2 separate regions of the Homo sapiens genome follow, and region 1 is linked to region 2. The links are chromatin loops, found by intact Hi-C in ENCODE. Cell type or tissue: chondrocyte. All regions are shown on one strand. Each heading gives the region's core, and the rest is flanking DNA. Links, peaks and the distances in the headings are about the cores only.

Evidence for each region. A loop is a pair of places that touch in the nucleus more often than their neighbours do. Peaks named below come from ENCODE experiments on the same cell type or tissue, not always from the same donor. Only the 100,000 strongest peaks of a DNase experiment are listed, where the experiment ranks them.
Region 1: a loop joins it to region 2, with 4 times the contacts of the local background. A loop is called at or near these places in 15 of 110 quality-filtered maps.

What each region holds. Positions count from the first base shown.
Region 1 is chr2:223,961,449-223,977,332 of GRCh38, forward strand. MRPL44 (mitochondrial ribosomal protein L44) reads left to right here. Exons shown (of 4, transcript NM_022915.5): 3 at 2,308-2,486; 4 at 5,415-6,266. The coding sequence ends at 5,586. SERPINE2 (serpin family E member 2) reads right to left here. Exons shown (of 9, transcript NM_001136528.2): 9 at 13,597-14,456. The coding sequence ends at 14,419. Among named protein-coding and RNA genes, the nearest start is that of MRPL44, 12 kb to the left of the region's middle. In chondrocyte, for the core only: a CTCF peak has its summit at 9,023 (motif pointing right); no DNase peak of the experiment used is centred there.
Region 2 is chr2:224,774,109-224,782,108 of GRCh38, forward strand. It overlaps DOCK10 (dedicator of cytokinesis 10), which reads right to left. Exons shown (of 56, transcript NM_014689.3): 51 at 4,030-4,176; 52 at 797-1,007. Among named protein-coding and RNA genes, the nearest start is that of CCDC195, 62 kb to the left of the region's middle. RefSeq lists an enhancer at 4,505-4,604. In chondrocyte, for the core only: a CTCF peak has its summit at 4,490 (motif pointing left); a DNase peak (open chromatin) is centred at 828.

The DNA of each region.
Region 1 (15,884 bases), core at 4,332-12,331, 810 kb before region 2:
CAGTATCAGCATCACTGGAGAACTTGATAGAAATGCAAATTCTCAGGCACCCCCTCAGAGTACATAATCTCTGGGAGTAGGGCCTAGGAATTTGTATTTTAACTAGCTCTCCAGGTGATATCTCTGCATCTGGAAATTAGAACGGCACTCTTAGCCATGCTACAGCGTATGTATTTTGATGGTCTTGTGTAGCGACAGCTGGAGTTGTTCTAAGTGGGAGGTTTTTAATGATCAAATGTGCATTTTAGAAACATCATTTCTTCATACTGCTTCCCTATTCTGGGGAGATGAGATTGGAGTATTCAACTCAAACCCTACTAGAAAGCTCTAATTATTAAGACCAGGAGCAAATAGCAAAAAATAGAAGGAGGCGATAGAAGGTAATCACTTAAGAAAAATTGAGCTTTCTTTCTATATTCCTACTAATATCTTAGATGATGGGAAAGAGCTGTGTTTCCTAACCTTACACTTGGTTATTCTATATGACAGATAGCAGTTCAGTGATTTTTATATATGTGTATATACGTATCCCATAAGGCATATCTACCTCTGTACATTAAAACATTTCAAAATCCCCTACTGAGAGTGGATGTAAGTTTTTTTTTCGAGGCAGCATCTCTGTTGTCCATGCTGGAGTGCAGTGGCACAATCACAGCTCACTGCAGCCTCGACTTCCTGTGCTCAAGCCATCCTCCTATATTAGCCTCCCTAGTAGCTGGGACCACAGGCATGTGTCACTATGCCCAGCTAAATTTTTTCTGTAGAGCCGTGGTCTCATTATGGTGTTCAAGCTGGTCTTGAACTCCTGATTTCAAGTGATCCTCCCACCTCAGCCTCCCAAAGTGCTGGGATTATAGGTATCAGCCACCACGCCTGGCCTAATATTTTTTATTAATGAAGCTGAAAGTGTTCTGGTGCTTGGAGGAGTGTTGTAATGAATTGACTTCATTTCATGAACTAAGTGATCTTTTTAAATTTCTTCCCTCTGCCTCCATCCATCCATCCATCCATCCATCCATCCTGTTATCATATTACTAATGTTTGTTAATACAAGTTAATTGGAATATGTAAATTGCTGTGGAAATTAATGTTTGCTTCCATAGTTTCTATACAACATAATACTTTTTACTGGCAAAATCAATTCTGCTTTGAATGTTCATAATTTCTCAGTTATCTTCGTCATATAAATAATTACTAGTATGCTACAGTTTTAAAAGTTTATGTGAAATTATTAAAAGATTTTTTTAAATTATTTTTTATTATTTTTTGAGACAGAGTCTTGCCGTGTTGCCCAGGCTGGAGTGTAGTGGTAGCATGATCTTGGCTCACTGCAACCTCCACCTCCCAGGTTCAAGCAATTCTTGTGCCTTAGTCTCCCTTGTAGCTGGGTTTACAGGCGTGCAGCATCACGCCTGGCTAATTTTTGTATTTTTAGTAGTGACAGGGTTTCACCATGTTGGCCAGGCTACTCTCGAACTCCTGGCCTCAAGTGATCTGCCTGCCTTGGCCTCCCAAAGTGCCGGGATTACAGGTGTGAGCCACCTCACCTGGCAGAGTTTTTAAAAACATTATTAATGGAGGAAGTATTGTTATTTAGAGGCCCTGAGTGCCATTTTACATGAGTTTCTATGAGAAGTTACTACTTTTTATTCGTTAATTCTTTAAATAATTTTTTTCTTACTAGTAGGAATATAATTCTAAATTATAAGATAGGGCAGGGTACGGTGACTAATGCCTGTAATTCCAATACTTTGAGAAGCCAAGGCAGGAGGATCCTTTGAGGCCAGGAGTCGAGACTAGGCTGGGCAACTTATGGAGACCTCATCTCTATAAAAAATTTAAAAGCTAGCCGAGTATGGTGGTGTGCACCTGTAGTCTCAGCTGCTGAAGAGGCTGAGCTAGGAGGATTGCTTGAGCCCAGGAGGTCGAGGTTTCAGTCTACTTGTGATCACGCCTCTGCACCTCTAGCCTAGGCAATAGAGTGAAGCCCTGTCTCAAAAAAGAAAAAAAAAATTATAGGATTCTACCTTCTGTGGAATTTTGGTAGATCATACTGCTTGAAATAGGTTTCTCGGGCTTGCAAATTTTTTTAATCCAACTATGATTTTTGCAATAAAATTAGTGTAAAAACTGTGGGAATGAAAAAGAATAGTACATTTTTGTCTTTCGTTTCCCATTAAGTTTTAAATTTCTGTTAAAAATGTACTCTGTGGCTTCTCTAATTTAAAAAGTGTAAAAAATGTATTTTGAATTGTCCTAATGTTCTTTCTACTAATTAAAATGTATAAATTATATTTTTATATGCAGGACTTCTTAATTACTCAAATGACTGGAAAAGAGCTCTTTGAGATGTGGAAGATAATAAATCCCATGGGGCTATTGGTAGAAGAACTGAAGAAAAGGAATGTTTCAGCTCCTGAATCAAGACTTACTAGGCAGTCTGGTGGCACCACAGCTTTGCCTTTGTATTTTGTTGGCTTATACTGGTTAGTGAAATTTTAATCTTAACTTTATAACTTTGAGGAAATCCTAAAAACAGACTCCTCACAAAGCCTTAAAAACACTCTTCACATTCCATAAGGAATGTTAACATAACCTCTTCAGATTCCTTAACGTAACTTCTAATTGCATGAAAAGATTTTTTAAAAATCTCTTCCCCATGGTTATTATTTACTACTTCCCTTCCCGCTAGTTATGCTTAGGAAGAATCTGAGTTTTGCTAATAGCTTTTGTCAGCCAACTATTTGCTATAGACTTTCAGTGTGTTATCTTAAATTTTTCTGTGTAGAAGTACAAATGTTGACTTGTTCGTGTTAGAGATTCAACCTTAATCCATTCTTGTCAGTAGCTTCAACTGAGCCTAGAACTGGAAAAGGAAGGGCCTTAGTTATCCATCAAAATGTGTAAATCAACCCATGTTGAGAGCTTTTTAGTTTTGTTAGTAAAAAGTTGACTTGCCCCAAATTAATCTCAGATGTTAAGATTAAAGTGTTAAATGTAAATATTGAATATTTAAGATAGCTAGATTAAAATTTAGGTAAATATTTTTCTAATCCTTGTATCACGAAAGACTTTATAAGTATAAAAGAAATAGAAGTTACCACATGGGGAAAATGGATAGTGTTGTATAAAGTTTTATCTATTGAAATGCAAAAACAGTGAGATACTCTTTGTTACTTACCTGATTGGCAAACCTTTTAAACATATCTTTTATCATCAGTTTATATACTGCTGGTAGGAAAAAAATGTACCATATTTCTGTGAATAATTTTGACAAAATGCCAAGCATCTTAAAATTTTTTATGTTCTTTGATTTTGGTATTTCAACTTTGGGTTGTTTGCCTTAGATTTACAGGCAAATTTTGTGAACAAAGACGTTTGTTGTTTACCTCTTTATGCTCCATACTTTGAACAGTTGCTGGGACATGGTGGTCAGTAAATAGTTGTTGAACTAAAAAACAATTAGAAATAAATTTGATATTCCACAAGAGGGAAATGATACGTATACATGATGGAATATAGTACAGCTATTACAGGCGACATTTTAAAAGAATTTTTAATGAGATTGGGACATTTTGGAGAATGATCTTTTATCTAAAAAAAAAAATGTAAGAAGTAATTTGCCATATCACTACAGTGATTACTATTGGATAGTAGTGTTTTTGTAGATTTTACATAATGACTTTTTAAAACGTGATCAGTGATAAAACCAGCAACATTAGACTAAAAACAAAATTCTGTGCTTGTTATTCACTTCAAGATGACTTTTTCTGATTCTCAAACTTTGTGCAAATTTGTATGTGTTTATTATTATAAAGTTTAACTTAATAGAACCTTTGTTTCATTTCCAATTATTGTCATAACAGATGTTTTTTAGCAAATTTATTTCATATTGTTGTTGTTTTATTTGTGTAGCTTCACTAGTTTTTCTTTAATTTGGTTTCGGTCTTCACTTTCAAATCAGCTTATATTGAATCTGACTTAGTAAATGCAGTTGCCGATTGAATCTGATTTAGTAAATGCAGTTGCTATGCATTAAACTTTCAGGAGATGCTTCTTTGAATTGCACAGATGAAATTTTAGGTCAGAAAATTTCCAGGAAGTAGTTAAATATATTTCAGAAGTAGCAAAACAAATAGGATTATAGTTATTTGATGTGCACATTCTACATTCTTTGCTCCCTTGAAGGAACATTTTACATTTTTAAAGAAGATAAATGGTTATGATATAGAAATACCAGTAAAGCAGAGGAATACCTACATTAGATTTATCGATAGAATACTCATAGCCAACATTGAGTGTTACCTCACTTGGGAATAAATTAGAGTGGATTAGAAATATATAAAATGATTTAAAAATCTGAGCCTGTTTTGAAGCTCTTTTTTTTTCCTTTTTATTTAATTACTATTTATCTTCTTTCTTTTTTCTTTTTTTTTCAGAGGTCTCACTATGTTGCCTAGTCTGATCCCTAACTCCTGGGCTCAAGCAGTCCTCCTGCTTTGGTCTCCCAAAGTGTTGGTGTTAAAGCTGTGAGCCACTGGGAGGCCAAGGCGGGCGGATCTTGAGGTCAGATCGAGACCATCCTGGCTACGGTGAAACCCCCGTCTCTACTAAAAATACAAAAAACTAGCTGGGCGTGTTGGCGGGTGCGTTGGCGGGCACCTGTAGTCCCAGCTACTCAGGAGGCTGAGGCAGGAGAATGGCGCGAACCCAGGAGGCGGAGCCTGCAGTGAGCCAAGATCGTGCCACTGCACTACAGCCTGGGCGACAGAGTGAGACTCAGTCTCAAAAAAAAAAAAAAAAAGTGTGAGCCATCATGCCCAGCCTAAAGTTCTTAATTTGAAATATAGAGCTGGTTTCTGGTTTCTTATTTGTGTTAAAGTTTAAATGACAGACTCAAAAGGCATAATTTTTTCAACAGAATCTTTTCCCAAGTTATATCACACATTAAAAATAAAAATAGTCATAATTCCTGATAATATTTTTACTAGTTTCAGGTTTTTGTAAGGAGATATTTATTTTTCCCAAGTTATATCACACATTAAAAATAAAAATAGTCATAATTCCTGATAATATTTTTACTAGTTTCAGGTTTTTGTAGGGAGATATTTATTTACATATTCTTCCAATTCTCTCATCAACAATTGAAAACCTAGATACGACTTGCTTTTTTGACTTGACAGAGTTGTATATATTTCTAAGGAAACGTAAGTGTATCTTTGTCTAATTACCATATGTAATGAACTTGCAACAAATCTAGTTAAAATCCAAAAGATGATCTATCAGAGCTATTGTGTTACTTCTAATGGGTATTATTGAAATAGATGTAGAAGGCATAATTGCTTTATAACTGCTTTGTGTACTGTCTTACAATATTCCATGTAATTTAAGACTACTGTTTGTTCTCTTTCTAGTGATAAAAAGTTGATTGCAGAAGGACCTGGGGAAACAGTATTGGTTGCAGAAGAAGAGGCTGCTCGAGTGGCCCTTAGAAAACTTTATGGATTCACAGAAAATAGACGGCCGTGGAACTATTCCAAGCCCAAAGAAACCTTGAGAGCAGAAAAGAGCATCACTGCCAGCTAGCCGCCATGGATGCAGCAGCCTGAAACTTGAGAGCGAAAGTGAGATAAATGTCAAAGGTGTTTCAAGCCAGACATTTTCACAATTGTGAAGAAATAGATGTTTTGTTTCTGTTTTTTACTGTGTTCCCAAAATTAAATAAGTGTTAACCAAGTCACAGTGTTTTTGGTTTTGTTTTTCTGAAATCTTGGTTTGATCAAATCTTTTTTTTTTTCTCTTGAGATGGAGTCTTACTCTGTCGCCCAGGCTGGACTGCAGTGGTGCGATCTCGGCTCACTGCAACCTCCACCTCACAGGTTCAAGCGATTCTCGTGGCTCAGCCTCCCTAGTAGCTGGGATTACAGGCACACACCACCATACCTGGCTAATTTTTGTATTTTTGGTAGACATGGGGTTTCACCAAGTTGGCTAGGCTAGTCTTGAACTCCTGACCTCAGGTGATCCACCCGCCTTGGCCTCCCAAAGTGCTGGGATTACAGGTGTGAGCCACTATACCCGACCAGATCAAATCTTTTTTTGACATTTTTGCAAAAAAATTTTCCTAATGTTCTTGATTTAATTGTATAGAATTTGTATAATTAGGTGTATTTTATTTGCGTCTAGCTTTGAGGTATCATAATTTATGTATCTTATGTGAATTTTTTGCTGTAATACCAATAAAGTTTTTTTTCTCCACATGTTAACATTGCATTTTAATTTGATATACCCAGTAATGGCAGGAGGTTGATGAACTTCGCTTCTGTAATACAATTTTAACTAAAATAGTAATGTTAAAACTCTTTGGGAAATGCATAGTACAGATTATAAGTAGGCAGCTATTTACATGATCCCTAAATTCTAAGTTTAAAATTATGTATACTTCTAGTATGTTTCTTATTCAATTTCTATTATAAATAGCAGGAAAAGGCAAATTTATGCTTTTCAGAAATTGCCTTTTCTAAGAAGTTGAAACTCAAAAACAGCTTAAAATGTTAATGGTGAAGGGAAAATAAAGCCAGTATTAGTTCAATTTAGTATTCTAGTCATAATAATAGTATGTACCAAGCAGTGTTGTAAGTATTGGAACACATTTAATTCAGTAGAGAGGTTTTGGTTTTCTAATCCTTTGTGGTCAGTTCAATAATCCCCTAACTGCAAATTCCTTTTGATTTATCATTTGTTAAAAACTTTGGCAACAGTAATTTTTAGTTTGAGTCTTCCATTAGTCACTCCCAGGGGTTAACAAGAATAGCAGGACCTACGAGTTGAGAATAGAAAAGAGGTAAAATGTTAAAACCAACAGTACATTTGCCATGAATTTATTTATTTATTAGACAGAGTCTCGCTCTGTTGCCCAAGCTGGAGTGCAGTGGCGCGATCTCAGCTCACTGCAACTTTCGCCTCCTGAGTTCAAGCGATTCTCCTGCCTCAGCCTTCCGAGTAGCTGGGACTATAGGTGCGTGCTACCACACCCAGCTAATTTTTTTTGTATTTTAGTAGAGACGGGGTTTCACCATGTTGGCCAGGGCGGTCTCAATCTCCTGACCTCGTGATCCATCCACCTCGGCCTCCCAAAGTGCTGGGATTACAGGCGTGAGCCACTGTGCCCGGCCTGACATTTTTTTATAAAGAAAGATGAAGGAACTTTGAAATGCCTTTCCTGAGCCTGGCTAGGAAAGTGGAACTTGAGTTATCTTACAGGGTTTATAGCTCCCAAAGGTAAAGCAGAGACTTTTTGGAGGGGAAAATTTGAAAAATTAACTAGTTGACTGAATTGGCAGGTTAAAAGTGAGTTAAAGTTGACCCTCGAACAACGTGGGTTCGAATTGTGCAGATCAGTATATATATGCAGATTTTCTTCTGCTTCTGCCAACGTGAGACAGCAAGACCATCCCCCTTTTCCTCCTCCTCTTTAGCCTACTCAGCGTGAAGACAAGGATGAAGACCTTTTTGATCATCCGTGTCCACTTAATGAATAGTAAATATATTTTCTTTGATTTCTTTAATATTTTTAGCTTTGTTGTAAGAATAAGGTTTATAATCTATATAATAAAATATGTGTTAATTGATTATTTATTAATATATCATCAGTAAGGCTTCCAGTCAGCCATAGGTTATTAGGAGTTAAGTTTTTGGGAAGTTTAAAGTTAATATACAGATTTACTGCTACATGAGGGGTCAACATCCCTAATCCCTGCATTGTTCAAGGGTCAACTATATTTTACCTTTTTTTCAGAGTTAACTTCAACTCCTAGTAATGGAACACAAGGATAGAGGACCAAAACCAGTGGTAAAATGCCATTTATATGTGTTACTCACAAGTAAACATGATTTGATAAGCATCTCATTGGCACTGTAGGAGAAAAGAGATTATATGACAAACTTTTCTGGAAAGCAAAAGACATGTCTTCTGACCACTTATCCAGCATCTGTGAGATGGCAGAATCTAGCTGTGGTATGATTCTAATTTTTTTTAAGGTAAACATTAAGAAAGTCTAGGGAATTCATTTGCAAACCCAGTAATCCTTTTCTTCCCCCTCCCCGCCCCCCCCCCCCCCCCGCTAAATAGTGCTGATTGTGCGTTCCCAAATTTCTCCTGCTCAGGGGAGTTTGCAGGACCTTACCCTGCAAGCTTAGAGGGGAACTATCCTTTTAGGTTTTCAAACTTTTAAACTTTGAATGCTTCCAAATTTACATGTGGGACAAGTCTGGCTCTAGTTCATAAAACTACTTTGCAAGTAGAGATCCATATGCCTTATGTAGAATGTAATTTCAACATATTTCTAAGTAAAGCCTTCTTTGAACTTAAATTGTTGTACTTTTTAAAAGCACCCTCTAAAATAGGGTAGAAATGTAGAAAATTTAGAAAAATTGACATACATTTTCAATTGCATATCAAATATAGCTTGAAATTTGGAACCAGTCTCTGAGTAGCTATTTGTCCTATGAGCCTAACTGCATAAGTATGATATGTGGGTAGAAGGAACATGTGGGTACAAGAATGTCATCAAATGGTGCATGTGACCAAGAGCATTCAGTGACCATGTGAAGGACTAGCTCTTTGACTAATGCCTCGTCCATGTTGAGAAGACAGTCATAAGACTGGAAGCACTGACATTTGAATTTAGGTTCACACCAGAGGAAGACATTAGTCATTTACTTTGAAATTCTGACTTTTTCCACCTTTTCCCACTCTCCAGTTCCCTGTGCCCAAAGTATAATTGTACCAAAAAAATCCTCTAGCCAAAAATGTAACATTAATGTCTACAGACTTAATTACATAACCCCTATTCTTTTAAATTCATACTCTTTATTATATGCATATGTATAATGAGGAATATTTTTCTCAAAGTGTTGTATGTGGTCACAAGAAAGTAAACTGGAAACTAACACTAAACTCCAAGTAAGAATGGAACAAATTGGAGCTTTTTGTGTTCAGAGCTGTACTGATTTTGGCCACAAGATGGTGCTGTAATCCTATTGCACAATTTAGTATGTGAATTGGCCATTATGGGGAACCTATTTTCTACCGATACAGGAAAGATTATGTCTATATGGCACAGGATTACCATGAAATATGACTTTTCAAGGCCCCTTTCGGCTCTAATATTCCATGAATACTTCTTCAGGAGCCAGCTCACCTTGTTCTTCCCTCGCCTTTGGATGTTACAAGAATTTGATGTATGAACAATTCACCTGAGATGTGAAGGTATGGATTTTTGAGCTCTTTTCTATTCACCGGAAAGAAGGAAGAGTGCAGGGCTGCCATAGATAAAACTTTTAGAAGACCTTTTTGCAGGCCTCTTCTTGGTGTTTCTTTCTTCCTACTTCCTTTTGTTGATAGGAGAAGATGCACTGCGGAGGCAAGGGAATCCTGTGTCCATCGGGACAGTTCCTGAAGCCAGACGTAGACAGTCTTCCCATCAGGGTGGCCAGCTCACAGCAGCCCTCAGCAGAGGGGTATGCACTGAGGATGCTCAGCTGCCAGCATGCTGCCCACGTTCTTCATCCTAAGCCCACTTTGTTTTTCTTCCCCTCAGTTCATCCCTGTTCCATTTCCCCCAGCCTTAGTTTGCAAAGTCCCTCAACTATTGTCCTCTGGGACCTAGAGTCTCTTAACTTTGGTTGAGTATCAGAGCACTTACTTGAAAGCCATGGTTCTCTCTGTATAATACCAAGAATGATTGCTAGATCTAATCCCATCATGCAAACTAATAACAATTTTTCCTGGAACTTATACAATCAAAAATCACAATCACACATGCTCCTGAAAAAAGAAAGCTGTTTTGGCATTGGTGGTCTTTGTGCTTTCCATGACTATTTGTTGTTCATTTATCTGCCTGCCTATTAGTGTTTACTAATACAGAAGACTAATGGTTTAAGAAAACTTTCTGGGAGAAAAACAATTGGGAAAGTTGAAAACATTAACTTATTCCTTCTTCAATTGAGGAAGAACGACATTATTTGATTATTCAGAGGAGTTCAAGGAGTATCTTTTCACCTGAGCTGTTGTGTATTAAAATTGCAAATGAAGGCCTGGCATGGAGACTTATGCTTGTAATCTCAGCACTTTGGGAGGCCAAGGTAAGAGGATTGCTTGAGCTCAGGAGTGAGACCAGCTGTGATGCATAGCAAGACCCTGTCCCTATTTTATTTTTCAAATTTCAAATGAACTCAGTTTGTTCTATTCTGATCCTCTTTTTTGCAGAAGACATGAGTAAAGAGGTCATTGACAGAGAAGGATATTTCCGAGAGGGGAAGAGTTTGACTTTCTGACAATGTTTCCTGTACATAAACTATTGATGTCAGCATCTTCACATGAAGACATATCAGTAAGGGCCAGGAGACGTTTAGCAATAGACTTACACAGTTAATAAGACAAATCTAGTAAAAAAAAAAAAAAAAAATCAGCTGAGCGTCATCAGATGAACTGACTTGACAGTGATGTTCATGAGGCTCCTGGCAGTCCGCCACCAGGACTCAATTCTTGGTCCTGGGATTTTTTTATTGTTTTTTGTCTAGGAAGGATAGGCATGGAGGCCCGCCATTCTTCACTTTACCTTTGGCAAGAGATTATAAACTTCAGATGAAGGGGGTATAGCACTAAGAAATTTAAAATTTCATTTTCATTTTGCCACCTAATAATTTTTTTTTTTTTTTAAGAGATAGGGTCTCAGTAGGTTGCCCAGGCTGGTCTCAAACCCTTGGGCCTCCCAAAGTATTGGGATTATAGGAGTGAGCCACTGCACCAGGCCCCTAATAATAATGTTATCTGCAAACATTAACAATGTACTTGGTGTGAAGAACGGTGATTTCTTATCTTGCAAATTTCTCATTTAAATCACACCATCTCTATTTTTATCTTCAAGATTCAAGAGAGGGTCAAGGTGGGATCATAAACTTAGATGAAGGAGGTATGGCACCAAGAAATCAAAAATTTCACTTCCATTTTGCTACCTAATAATAATTTTATCTGAAAACACTAACAATGCATTTGGTGTGATGAAGAACAGCTATTTCTCATTTTGCAAATTTCTCATTTAAATCACATCTCTCTTTTTCTTCAAGATTTAAGAGATGGTCGAAGGCACAGTTTGGGAATCCCCAGAGAAATGGAGCTTTAAAGCCAGTAGTGTCTTCCACTCTTGGGCCTCCCAAAGCCGACTCTCAGTAGGCAAATGACACAGTGTCTTTCAACATTCACAGGAGGTCAAGGACATAGAAGTCACTTCCCAGCTTACCGAGCTCTCACCTCTCTCCCAGCTGTCACCACTGATCACTCTTAGGAAGTGGGCAATTGCTACTCTGCTGGCCCAGGGGAAACGCCTGCATCCCTGCTCTTTCGTACCCGCCCTGCATGTGAATCTCATGTATTATTCAGTTTTTCATTTTCAGAAAACAGCACTCCCGGTACAAAGGCCACTCCCTTGGGCCTCTTTGTAAACTTCTGTTGTGATTGGGATTTTCTTTTGCTTCAAAATTTCCTGTCACCTCTCCTTTTTAGGACAGAGTGAAAGGCCAGCTAAGTCAGAGCTTTCAGTGTATTTGGGTCGGTACCTACTCTCTTCCTCCACAGTGACCAAGGCAGAATCGGAAGTACCCATCTCATGACCTGTCAAAAGAGTGACTACACTGATGGTTTGTCTCAGTTTTAACAAACGTCTATCATTTTGTTACTTTAGGAAAACTGCAGCCTCTCTCTTGTTCAAACTCAGTGTGACATCTAATCTATAAGATACATTATTTGCTCAAACATGTCCATATACTGGGGCTGGAGGACTGCCTGAGGCCAGGAATTTGAGAGTAGCCTGGGTAACACAGCAAAGACCCCCATCTCTACAAAAAAATTTTTTAAAAAAAATTAGCCAGGTGTGGTGGTACGTGCCTATAAGTCCTAGCTATTCGGGAGGCTGAGGCAGAAGGGCTGCTTGAGCCCAGGAGTTCAAGGCTGCAGTGAGCCATGATCATACCACTGCATTACAGCCTGGGCAACTGAGAGACCTTGGAGTGATGGTATGACTTAAATGAGAAATTTGCAAAATGAGAAATCACCATTCTGCATCACACCAAATACATTGTTAATGTTTGCAGATAACATTATGATTAGAGGCCTGGTGCAGTGGCTCACTCCTATAATCCCTATATTTTGGGAGGTCCAAGGGTTTGAGACCAGCCTGGGCAACCTAGGCAACATACTGAGACCCTATCTCTAAAAAAAAAAAAAAAAAATTATTAGGTGTCAAAATGGAAATGGAATTTTAAATTTCTCAAAAAAAGTTTTAGGAAAAAAAAAACATGTCTACACAGCAAAAATGATCTATCACAGGCCTGTAATTTTTGTGGCAGTCTCTAAGTCTAAATTTATTTCAATTTCCCTCAGGGAAAGGAGGTTCCATAAATTTGATCATTTTGAAGTAAGACAAGGCCTACAGATCATTGACTTAAAGATATCAAAATGTAGTCCGGGCGCGGTAGCTCAAGCCTGTCATCCCAGCACTTTGGGAGGCCGAGGCAGGGGGATCACCTGAGGTCAGGAGTTCGAGACCAATCTGGCCAACATGGTGAAACCCTGTCTCTATTAAAAATACAAAAATTAGCCAGGCGCAGTGGTGCGTGCCTGTACTCCCAGCTACTGGGGAGGCTGAGGCAGAAGAATTGCTTGAACCCAGGAAGCAGAGGTTGCAGTGAGTCGAGATCACGCCACTGCACTCCAGCCTGGGTGACAGAGCAAGACTCTGTCTCAAAAAAGAAAAAAAAAAAAAGTACACATACATAGTTGGGAACAGCAAGGCTCAGCCCACTTGACAAATAATAATTCCAAATGGCAAACTGATGGAGTGCCGAATGTGAGGTTTTAATGTATAGTTTAAGGCAAGTAGAACTCAAGGGCTAAAAATAAAAAAATGTTTTTAAGTTTTGATAAATGTTTTAAACTTAAATTCTGATTTAGCTTAGACTGCATAAATCTTTAAGAAATTAGTTTTTTAAAAAGCAGGCAAATGGTAAAATCAGAATTATGATATTTGTAAGCTGAATGCCAGTGGCTCATGCCTGTAATCCCAGCACTTTGTGGGGCTGAGGCAGGTGGATCACTTGAGGTCAGGAGTTCAAGACTAGCCTAGGCAAGATGGCGAGGCATGTCTCTGTAAAAAGAAAAAGGAAAAAAAGAATTATGATGTTTGAGTTCAACTTGGAAAGTTACCTTGAAAAAAACAAAAAAAAAACAAAAAACAAACAAAAAAACCCTGTCATTTCAAAAACACTCCTGCCTATCATCACCAAAAACGAAACAGTTCCTGTTCCCCCAGGAGTTCCAAAATACATGGTACCCAGCAACTTCATTCGGCACTTGCTACAAAATCCGTTTCTTTGCTGAGAATTCTTAGCCATTGCTGGAGTGAATGTAGCTAAGAGTAGAACTAGGATTACTGTAATAGTTACTCTGTTGAAGTGATCTAGAAAATGAGATGTGTTGAAGCGGGGAAGTGTTTGATTGTCAGGTCTAGAGGAAAAGAATAGGAAAAGTCTCCGAGCTTTGAATTTCCTGATGTTTACATAGTACAAAGGTTTATTAGAAGAGGCTGACGAATGTCTAAAAGGCTCAGTTTCTTCTATTGTATTTTCAAATAGCAGAGAAATAGCTTTATTTTTACTACTCATAACAGTTTATTTTTACTTTGTACAAAATACAAAAATGCAAATCCAAGGAGTACAGACCAGTAGTGACAGGCACACTGCACAACAGCAACCTTGTCTAGCAAGACAGGAGTTTTTTAAATTTTATTTTAGTGAATACATGCATTATATAAAACAACAACAACAACAACAACAAAAACACAAAGAGGCTAGAGATTTCACCGTTTCTACCACCAAAATAACGCTTGCTATCAAGACTTTGGAGGGGGATGGGGGAAAAGAATTTAAAAGGCAAATAATTTTTTTTTCATAAAAAGTAAAAGCTACCATAAAACATTTTTTTTTCTGTCACACTGATTAAATTTCTTCTGAAAAGCCGCACATATAGACAAAACAAAACAAAAATTCCTGAACTGGACAAACAGCAAATACTCAACAGGGTTGTTAACCTAGGTAACAGTTCAGTAGTTTAAAGAATCTTTTAGACATCTGGAAGCCTTTCTATTCATTCCTCAGTACAGTGTTCCAGCCATCCTGCTTGTTTTTTCCCTCCAATACCTCCCAGAACAGAAACACTTGCATCGAGTCTGTTCCTAAGAACTAGTTTTGAAAAAGAAGCGATGTACAAAAATATTTAACAGAACTATGAAAGATGCAGGAAAGGAGTCTTTCTTCGTAGCAAAGTAGTCGTTGCTTTGCATGGTTTCTTTTGTATACTCTTCAGGGTTTGTTTATCTGCCCCATGAATAACACAGCACCTACAGAATTAAAAGAAAACAATGCATGACTCTGTAAATTAATAATCCTTAAAATAAGATGGAAGGTATTCTATTTAAGGGAAGGGAAACAATCATGTTTGACCTCTTGCTCAGTAGTGTCCAGTATAACTTTCTGCAGTGGTAGAGATGGTCTATATCTTTGTTGTCTAGCATGGTAGCCACTAGTCACATGTGGCCAGAGAGTGCTTAAAATGTGGCTAGTGTGACTTAGAAGTTGAATTTTAATTTTATTTTTTATTTCTTGAGACAGAGTCTTGCACTGTCACCCAGGCTGGAGTACAATGGCGCCATCTCGGCTCACTGCAATTTCCGCCTCCTGGGTTCAAGCAATTCTCCTGCCTCAGCCTCCCAAGTAGCTGGGATTACAGGCACCCACCACCACTGCCAGCCAATTTTTTGTATTTCTAACAGAGATGGGGTTTTGCCATGTTGGCCAGGCTGGTCTCGAACTCCTGACCTCAGGTGATCCACCCGCCTTGGCCTCCCAAAGTGCTGGGATTACAGGCATAAGCCACCGCACCCAACCAGAAATTGAATTTTTAAAGTTAATGTTAAATAGCCACATGTGGCCAGAAGCTCCTCATTGGCTGGCTCAGTTCTGGGGCATGCCAATTAGAACATCACAGATGCAATGAGATAAGAGAATAAGGAACTATCTCATATTACTGATTAAATAAAATAGTAAAAGCTAAAATATATTAGTGCCTACTCTTGTACCAACAAGAAGCCAACCTCTCTACAAAGATGAACTTATACTTCATAATTGTAATAAGCAGTCAGCACTACTGTTGTCCTCATTTTAAAGATGAGGCTTAAGGCCAGAGCCAAGTTTGAACCATGACTCACAGAGCAAAAATCTACTGTATTAACAATTCCCAAGGTATAACAATAGAGTGGGCTTACAAAGTGGTATGGTTTGGCTCTGTGTCTCCACTCAAATCTTGCCTCGAATTGTTAATAATCCCCATATATCAAGGGCAGGACCAGGTGGAGAAAACTGAATCATAGGAGCAGTTTCCCCCATACTGTTCTTGTGATAGTGAGTGAGTTCTCATGAGATCTGATGGTTTTATAAGGGGTTTCCCACTTCACTCGGCTCTCATTCTCTCCCCTGCTGCCCTGTGAAGTGATGCCTTCCACCGTAATTGTGAGGTTCCTGAGGCTTCCCTAGCCATGTGAAACTGTGAGTCAATTAAACCTCTTTTTCCTTGTAAATTACCCACTCTAGGGTATTTCTTCATAGCAGGGTGAGAACAGACTAATACACAAAAGTTGAAGTTATATAGCTTCTAGCAAAATTGAACCACCACATTTATATAAATATGGAAAAGTCAATAGATGTCAAAAGTGTTCCAAAGGGATGCTGAGCCTCTCTGTTAAAAACAACAATCCGCAAAACCTAAAATC
Region 2 (8,000 bases), core at 1-8,000:
ACGCTTGTCACAGTTTAGACATCAGTGCTACTGATAGGCTGTAGCCTATTCCAGGATGGCCCAGCTCTCAAAGCGGGTTACTGATCATTTCCTCCAGAATGCCCTTGCTCACCTCCCCTGCAGCCAGCCTTAGGAGCCCCCACTGGGTGCTCTTGTTTCATTTCTCCTGCTCCGCTCATCTGAAATTCTTGCCTTACTTGGCTCTTTCTCCTACCAGACTGTGAGCACCTTGAGGGCAAGAATCATGTTTCATTTGCATTACCAGTACCCAGAACAGTGCCCAGCCCCTAGCAGGGCCTCACTAAAAGTGTGTTGAGGAAATGAAAGGATGACTAGCTCACAGCATAGATCTAGAGAGCACATCGAGGGATATTGGAGACCGACATCTGCATTCGTTTTACAGATGAAGAATATGAATCCCAGAGTGGTTTAGAATCTTTCCCCAAAGCACACGATAAGAGCTGTTAACCCTGAAACAATTGAAGGTAGACTCAGAGAGGAAAGTTCAGAGTGCCTTGTGCCTTTCCCAAGGCACTGACCCCATCACCCTTCACACTTACAACCTTAAGGGAATAGGTATGCAAAGCAACTCTTTTGACAATTTCTCCTCTGGTTGACTTCTGTTAATGGAGAATAAAGAGATGGAAATCTCTTCTTGGCAAACATTTCCCAGTTAGCACATGTTGGGTACTTCTCTGCAGGACTGAAATAACTCTTGATTCCTACTGATCCAGCCCTATAAAGGGGCCTGTGCTGGAACAGGTGCCACATGTGTGGCCCGGCTACCTGCACCTACTTGTCAGGATCGTCCGCCGCTTGCACTGCTCCGCCACCCCACCGTGCTTCTTGCCCGACAGCGTGAAGGGTGTCTCGAAGACAAAGCGGTTGATGTTGTGGTGCATTTCGAAATCTGTCTTCCGGTCTTCGATTTCCTTTTCCTCAAAGAACGGCGTCACATAGGTCACCTGGATGTAGGCATATTTGGGGTCCAAATCCTTGGGGTTTACCTGTGTTAACAGATTATGGGCAAAGTGAGTGGTGTGCCCTGGAGCGCTCTGAAAGCGGGAAGCTCCCATTCCCTCAGCTTGCATCCAGAGGAGGCTGTGCCTCTCCCCTTGGAGAAAAATGGGCAGTCACATCATTTCAGAGCTGGGCAGGATCACAGAGAGAGTAAAGGCTGGACTGCAGCTGAGCAGCCAGGTCTGTAGGGGTGGAATTAGAGCCAGCATACCAAGTAGGTGAGGCTCTTCCAGATGTGCCTGGCTGTGGCATGTTATTTAGTCTTTTATTTTCTCTCTTCTCTGTAATGAATGTTCAATCGCCTTTGTCTGGAATGCAAACTTCTTTTATTTTTCATTTTATTTATATTATTATTATTATTTTTTGAGACAGGGTCTTGCTCTGTCTCCTAGGCTGGAGTGCAGTGGCACGATCTCGGCTCACTGCAACCTCCCCCTCCTGGGTTCAAGTGATTTTCCTGCCTCAGCTTCTCTAGTAGCTGAGATTACAGGCATGTGCCACCACACCTAGCTAATTTTTGTAGTTTTAGTAGAGAGAGGGTTATGCTCTGTTGGCCAGGCTGGTCTCAAACTCCTGGCCTCAAGAGATCTGTCCTCTTGGCCTCCCAAAGTGCTGGGATTAGAGCCAAGGGCCACTGCACCCAGCCCTAGAATGCAAGCTTCTTGAGAGTAATTCAAATGAAAACTTTTAAAAAATATCTTTTGGTCCCTCTATGATTTTACCCATGTATCTAGACTGAGGCCACTGGCTTTGGGCTTGTGCCGAGGAGGGAGATTCCTTGTTTAATTTAGCAGATTAGCTGATAAGCCTATTACATGATTGCAAAATTTTATAGTTTTAAGGTCAGGTTCCTTCTCTTATCTGTAACAAGTCATCCCATGCATTTTTTTTTTTTTTTAAACAAACTGCTTTGGTGAGTGAGTTTGACAAATAGCAAGGAAGACAGGCTGGGGGTACTAAGAAAATCCAGGAAATTGCACTTGCTCTCCCTTGGAGTTGGAAGAGCTGGAGTTCTCAGCTTTTCTAATGAAACCTCAAAGAATTTTAAAACTTCTTCCAATTTTCTCCATCTGTCTACCCATCCACTGCCTATCCAGTCCCAGAGATTTGAGGGACCTCCTGAATTTATTTTGTAATGCTACTACTAATTACACTGTAAGGCGGGTATAATTGTAACCATTTTACATCAAAAATAGAGGTTTCGAGTGACCAGCTAATTTCTCTAAGATCATCAGCTGATAAGTGGTGGGATGGTGGAATGAATTCTTAAGTTGTTCTGATACCAAATTTGGCATTTTCTCATCCCCCCACGCTGCCCCAGGAACTCTGTGTATACTTTCTACCTAGGAGAGCCACTAATAAAGTAGTTCCAGCTGCCTGCCTTCCTGGGGAAGGTGACTATAGCTAAGAAGGAGAATGATGAACACATTCACAGAAATTTCTGCCCAGACTCAAGGATTTCATGCCCAGATGCCTCCAAACTTGAGCTTGTAAAAGAGGACAGAAAAAAAAAAAAAGAACTCTTCTGTAGCCCAATAGAACTGTATGCCATTGGGCACAAACCACCTTTTCCAGCTGCATCTTCTGCCACACTCTTCTATCCAAACTGTGTTTCAAAGACCTGCCATTCTCTAAACATATCTCCCTCTTTCATTCCTCCCCATCATTGCATGTGCTGGGCTTCTCAGCATGCCCTTTGCTTCCAGAAAACTAACTCAAACATCATCCCTTCTATGTAATGCTGCCCAACTAAGAATGAGCTGTTAAGGAAGGTCCCTGCCCTGAGCTTTCCTTGTACAACTTGGACTTTGACTCTCTGGTGACACTTTATTGTAATCTATTTAATTGGCTGTTTGCACAGGTCCTTCTCTTCTTAGCCCCATGTGAACTGTGAGCTCCAGAAGGAAAAGACCCTGTGCGCCTCATCTCTCAGTTCTGGGCTTGGCATTCAGCAGGCATTTGATAGAGGTTGGCTAACTGAACGACAGTGTGTAAGAAGATGCTGAGTAATCTAAAAGAAGAGGTAAGTATTTGCTTTCTGGAGCCAAGAGGAAGGTAACTGAATGTTCAAAGGTTAATGTAATGTAATGTAATGTAAAGTATGGCGTAGTGTGATGGTTAATATTAAATGTCAACCTGATTGGATTGAAGGATGCAAAGTATTGTTCCTGGGTGTGTCCGTGAGGGTGTCGCTAAAGGAGATTAACATTTGAGTCAGTGAACTGGGAGAGGCAGACCTGCCCTCAATCTGGGTTGGCACCATCAAATCAGCTGCCAGTACAGCTAGGATAAAAGTAGGCAGAGGAATGTGGAAGGATTAGACTGGCTAAGACCCTGGCCTCCATCTTTCTCCTGTGCTGGATGCCTCCTGCCTTCTAACATCAGACTCCAAGTTCTTCAGCTTTTGGACTCTTGGACTTACACGAGTGATCTGCCAGGGGCTCTTGGGCCTTCAGTCACAGATTGAAGGCTGCACTGTCAACTTCCCTACTTTTGATGTTTTGGGACACAAAACTGGTTTCCTTGCTCCTCAGCTTGCAGACAGCCTATTGTGGGACTCCACCCTGTGATCGTGTGAGTCAATACTCCTTAATAAACTCCCTTTCATATATACATCTATTCTGTTAGTCCTGTTCCTCTAGAGAACCCTGACTAATACGCCTGGGAAGACTTCCTTAACTGAATAAATATTTTCAACTTGCTGTTTTCTCCAATTCCACCACTGAGCCCAATTACTTTCAGGCTTTGATTGCTATTCAAATGCAAATAACCAATGGAGACGTAGAGAATTTACTAAGCTCTTTTTAAAAGTTACCCAAATAAACACATATAATGTTTTTGACCCTCCTCCCCTCAAATTACCAACCAACAGGCAAACAAGCAAAACATCTAAAATCGTTTTTGTAGTTTACTTTGCATCGTCAGGCAGAAAATGAAAACTTAATGTAGTTAAAGAATAAAAAACTCAGTCAATTCTTAGCACTTGCATGAATACTGATTTTCCTCTACCTTGTTGGAATCCTGGATTATCTTCACATTGTCTGCTCCAAATTTATCTGCATAGAGCTTGAGTAATCTTTGGGAAATCTCGGACAGACCTGTCAGCTTAGGCTCTTTATAAATATACTCTTTACCTTCTTCTTCTTCAAAAAAGCCCTATGGAACATAATGAACCACCAATTTTATTAGACAATGCTAATCATAAATCAAAAGCAAAACAAAAAGCCATTTACTTAAAAAACATATACAGTTTTTGGTTGTCATCTAATCCATTGGTTAACACCCTATAAAATTCAAAATCGGAGAAGAAAACACAGTGAGAAAATAAAGTATCATCTTATAATCAGACATTAATGTAAATATTTCCTAGCCAGGCCAAAGAAACTCATGAAATATCTTACAAATATTATTTTCTCTATTTGTAGAACTCAATGGTACTACCTACTTGCATATATTTTGGGGGAAGAATGCCCTCTTGTGGCAGCTTGGGGTAGAACACGAAATATGGAGCAATTTTTGGCAGCATTCAAAGAGCAGTCAGTATCATTTTTAATAAGATCTCCTGTAAGTCTTTGAAACTAACATAAGAAATGGTGTATGGCATGTAAAGCTATTTAAATGGGCTGACGTGCATCCCACATAATCTTAGATGAAAAACCACAACACTTTATGTAGTTGTCGTAACAGAAATTACATGTGTTATGCTCCCAAGTACTGCTATTTAAAAAATAACTTTACATCAACATGACTTCAGGGACCTCCTGAAACTTACCTATATGTAACTTAATCATGCAATTCACCTTACTAAGAGATCTTTTACATTCTTGAAAAGGAAGACATTATAGGATTAAAAATAGCAATCATATCATCATTTTTATTCCACAAGAGCAAGTAGGTTTTAGCCTCTATTAATTTATTTGTCTGGTTTGAAGCAGGGGGAAGGGAAGATTCTATTAGCTGCAGATAACTAAGTGAAGCAATCTTTATAATTCCTTCTCTTTGAAGAGACACAGAAGCATATTTCCTGTGGAATACATGTGGCCTCAGAATACTAGATTAAGTTCGGAGTTAAGAACCCAAGGATATCTGGTTTCTTTTTTTTTTTTTGGCAGAGTCTTGCTCTGTTGCCCAGGCTGGAGTGCAGAGGTGTGACCTTGGCTCACTGCAACCTCTGCCTCCTGGGTTCAAGCGATTCTCCTACTTTGGCCTCCCAAGTAGCTGGGACTGCAGATGTGTACCACCACGCCCGGCTAATTTTTGTGTTTTTAATTAAGGTGGAGTTTCGCCATGTTGGCCAGGCTGGTCTCAAACTCTTGACCTCAGATGATCCACCCACCTCGGCCTCCTAAAGTGCTGGGATTACAGGCTATATCTGGTTTCTTCTAATTGTAGAGTTGACCCATAAGGAAATGCCTTTTGAGGTCTGGGTGAAGACACTGGATGTCAAAAGGAAACTTACCCATATTAAAAAATCAGTTTTGACTATTTAAAAATATTAATTGTTAAAAAAAGCATAGGCAAAGTGTTCCAGTGCTATTATTTTTTCATGGTGAGACAATATAAGAATATTGATTAAACTCACATCTGTATGATGCTTTATACTTCAAAAGCACTTTCATACATGTAAATAGGATCATCTTTAACAGGGTAATTTTTATTCTAAGTGGGCTGTGGCTGTACCTTTGCAGAAGCCAATGAACAAGGTCTACTCCATAGCAGAATTCTTGGCAATCAGGTAATCACCTGCTTCCTTGCACATCTCCCTAATTGACTTTGGGCTTTCTAAAGGTGGGAAATGTGTCTTCAACATTGCATGCCCAGTGTTTAGCACAATGCCTGGTCTTTAGGAGGAGGTCACTCTATTTGTTGAACAAGCAGATGAATGAAAGAGTTCTTAAAGGGCACACATCTTAAAAAGGCGTATGTGTACCAGGCATAACTGGAAAATAGTCCACGGCTTTAAATAAAGATGTTTTTATTGAACAATTTCTTCGAGAAATGTTCAAGACAAAATGCAAGTAATTATAAATGCCTTGACCCCAAACTGCTACAAAGTGTCATATGATGTTGAAAGCATGTAAAGCAGCTCCTGTCATTCCTGTAGACTTTGTAGGGGTAGTGAGGTCTGACTCCACTCCCACATGACTTCCAGCCTGCTATGTTTTTTTTCTGTTGCTGTCTTTGTGGAGTTTTGTCTGATTCAAGGTCAGGAGTTAGTGGCTACAATTGACAGACTGACACATCAGAGAAATAAGGCTTCTGAAGCTTTCAGGCGAATCCTCATGGGGCTAAAGCTGAAGCAACATTTGCAACTTCAATTTCAAGTAGAAAAATGTCTCTAAGGTTCAGGAAAAGATTTTTTCTTTTTCACCATAGTGTGAAAACTAGTACAAAGACACATTTTCACTGTAAAATTTTTCCCCTGACAAATTTCCGAATCTAGAGTGAGCAGAAAATGAGTGGTGGGAGGCAGGTAAAAATTGTCATCATCGGCTGGGTGCGGTGGTTCACGCCTGCAATCCCAGCACTTTGGGAGTCCGAGGTGGGCGGATCACAAAGTACAAGAGATCGAGACCATCCTGGCCAACACAGTGAAACCCCGTCTCTCTAAAAATACAAAAATTAGCTGGGCATGGTGACACACGCCTGTAGTCCCAGCTACTCAGGAGGCTGAGGCAGGAGAATCGCTTGAATCCAGGAGGCGGAGGTTGCAGTGAGCCAAGTTCGAGCCACTGCACTCCAGCCTGGGTGACACAGTGAGACTCTGTCTAAAAAAAAAAAAAATGTATTGCGGCCTTGCTCATAACCTGTGACTTTCTTTCATCCCTCCTCCTTGGGCTGTGGGATGGGAAAATTCAGACTCAGCAACCTACTTACTGGGAGGCTGTAAGGACCGCGCTTGGTAAACAGATGGCCTTTGGTGAGTGCTAGCTATGTTGAGGATGGTAATGATCATGACGCTGGTGGTGATGACAACAATGATGAAAAATCTCTGTATCTATAAAGCAATTTGAGTTCTGGCTTTTATGCAGCTTAACTCAGTTTTCAGTGCTCGAAAATACATACTTTCAGCTTCTCTTGCCTGGGCAACTGAGTTTTTCTTATTATAAAAGGTCTGTTGAAGCTCATTACAATATTTTGGCAAGTGATCAATTGGTGATTGGAACCTTTTTCTAAAGAGCTTGGAAATGTAAACCTGTTTTGTAAAATGAATAAGAAGGAGATGGAGGAGCAGAATAAACCATTTACTCTGCTGTCCACTGGGGTTTCTGTAAAGAGTTTTGAAGCCAGACAAATGGCAGCTCTGAAAATGTTTGGAATGCATGCTTACCTTATACCCAGGGAAACTATCAAAGCAAAGCCCACTGAGCTACAGACACTATCTGAAGGAAGGCTTCAATTTCAGCTCTGTCTATGATATAAATGATTTACAAACAGGGACACAGAGTTATGAAAACCAGGGTCAGTTTCTCTTTTGCTTTAGCCCCAAGGTTATAAGCTGACTGCATTTCAAGGCAATGGGAAATGTGATCTCTGCACTTCCCTTGCTAGTTTGATTTTTAAAATGTCATTTTGCAATGCAGTAAACACCTTCTTCTGCTCTGGTCAAGAAAGAACACACACTAGTTAAACAAGGACTGCATGGATTATGAAACTTTAAGGCAATACATTATGGTAAAAATGTACTTCAATAAACTGACAACTAAAAGCATTGACTCCTCCTCAGATGCTTTTGCAGGTACTTCAGAATCTTGCAATGTCCCTGGATCATCACTGTGTTGTCAAATATTAGGGCCCCTGGTATTTTATTAGACTCATTCAAAGTTCACAAAGAGAAGAATGTATTTGAGGAGGAATCTAGTATACAAAAGACAGGCCAGAAAATGTCAATACTAGGCTAAATGCTAAGAGAAGAGAAGCTACATGAATGAATTTCTCTGCATTCATGTAGCTTCTCTTAGCATATAAATCTGAACTCA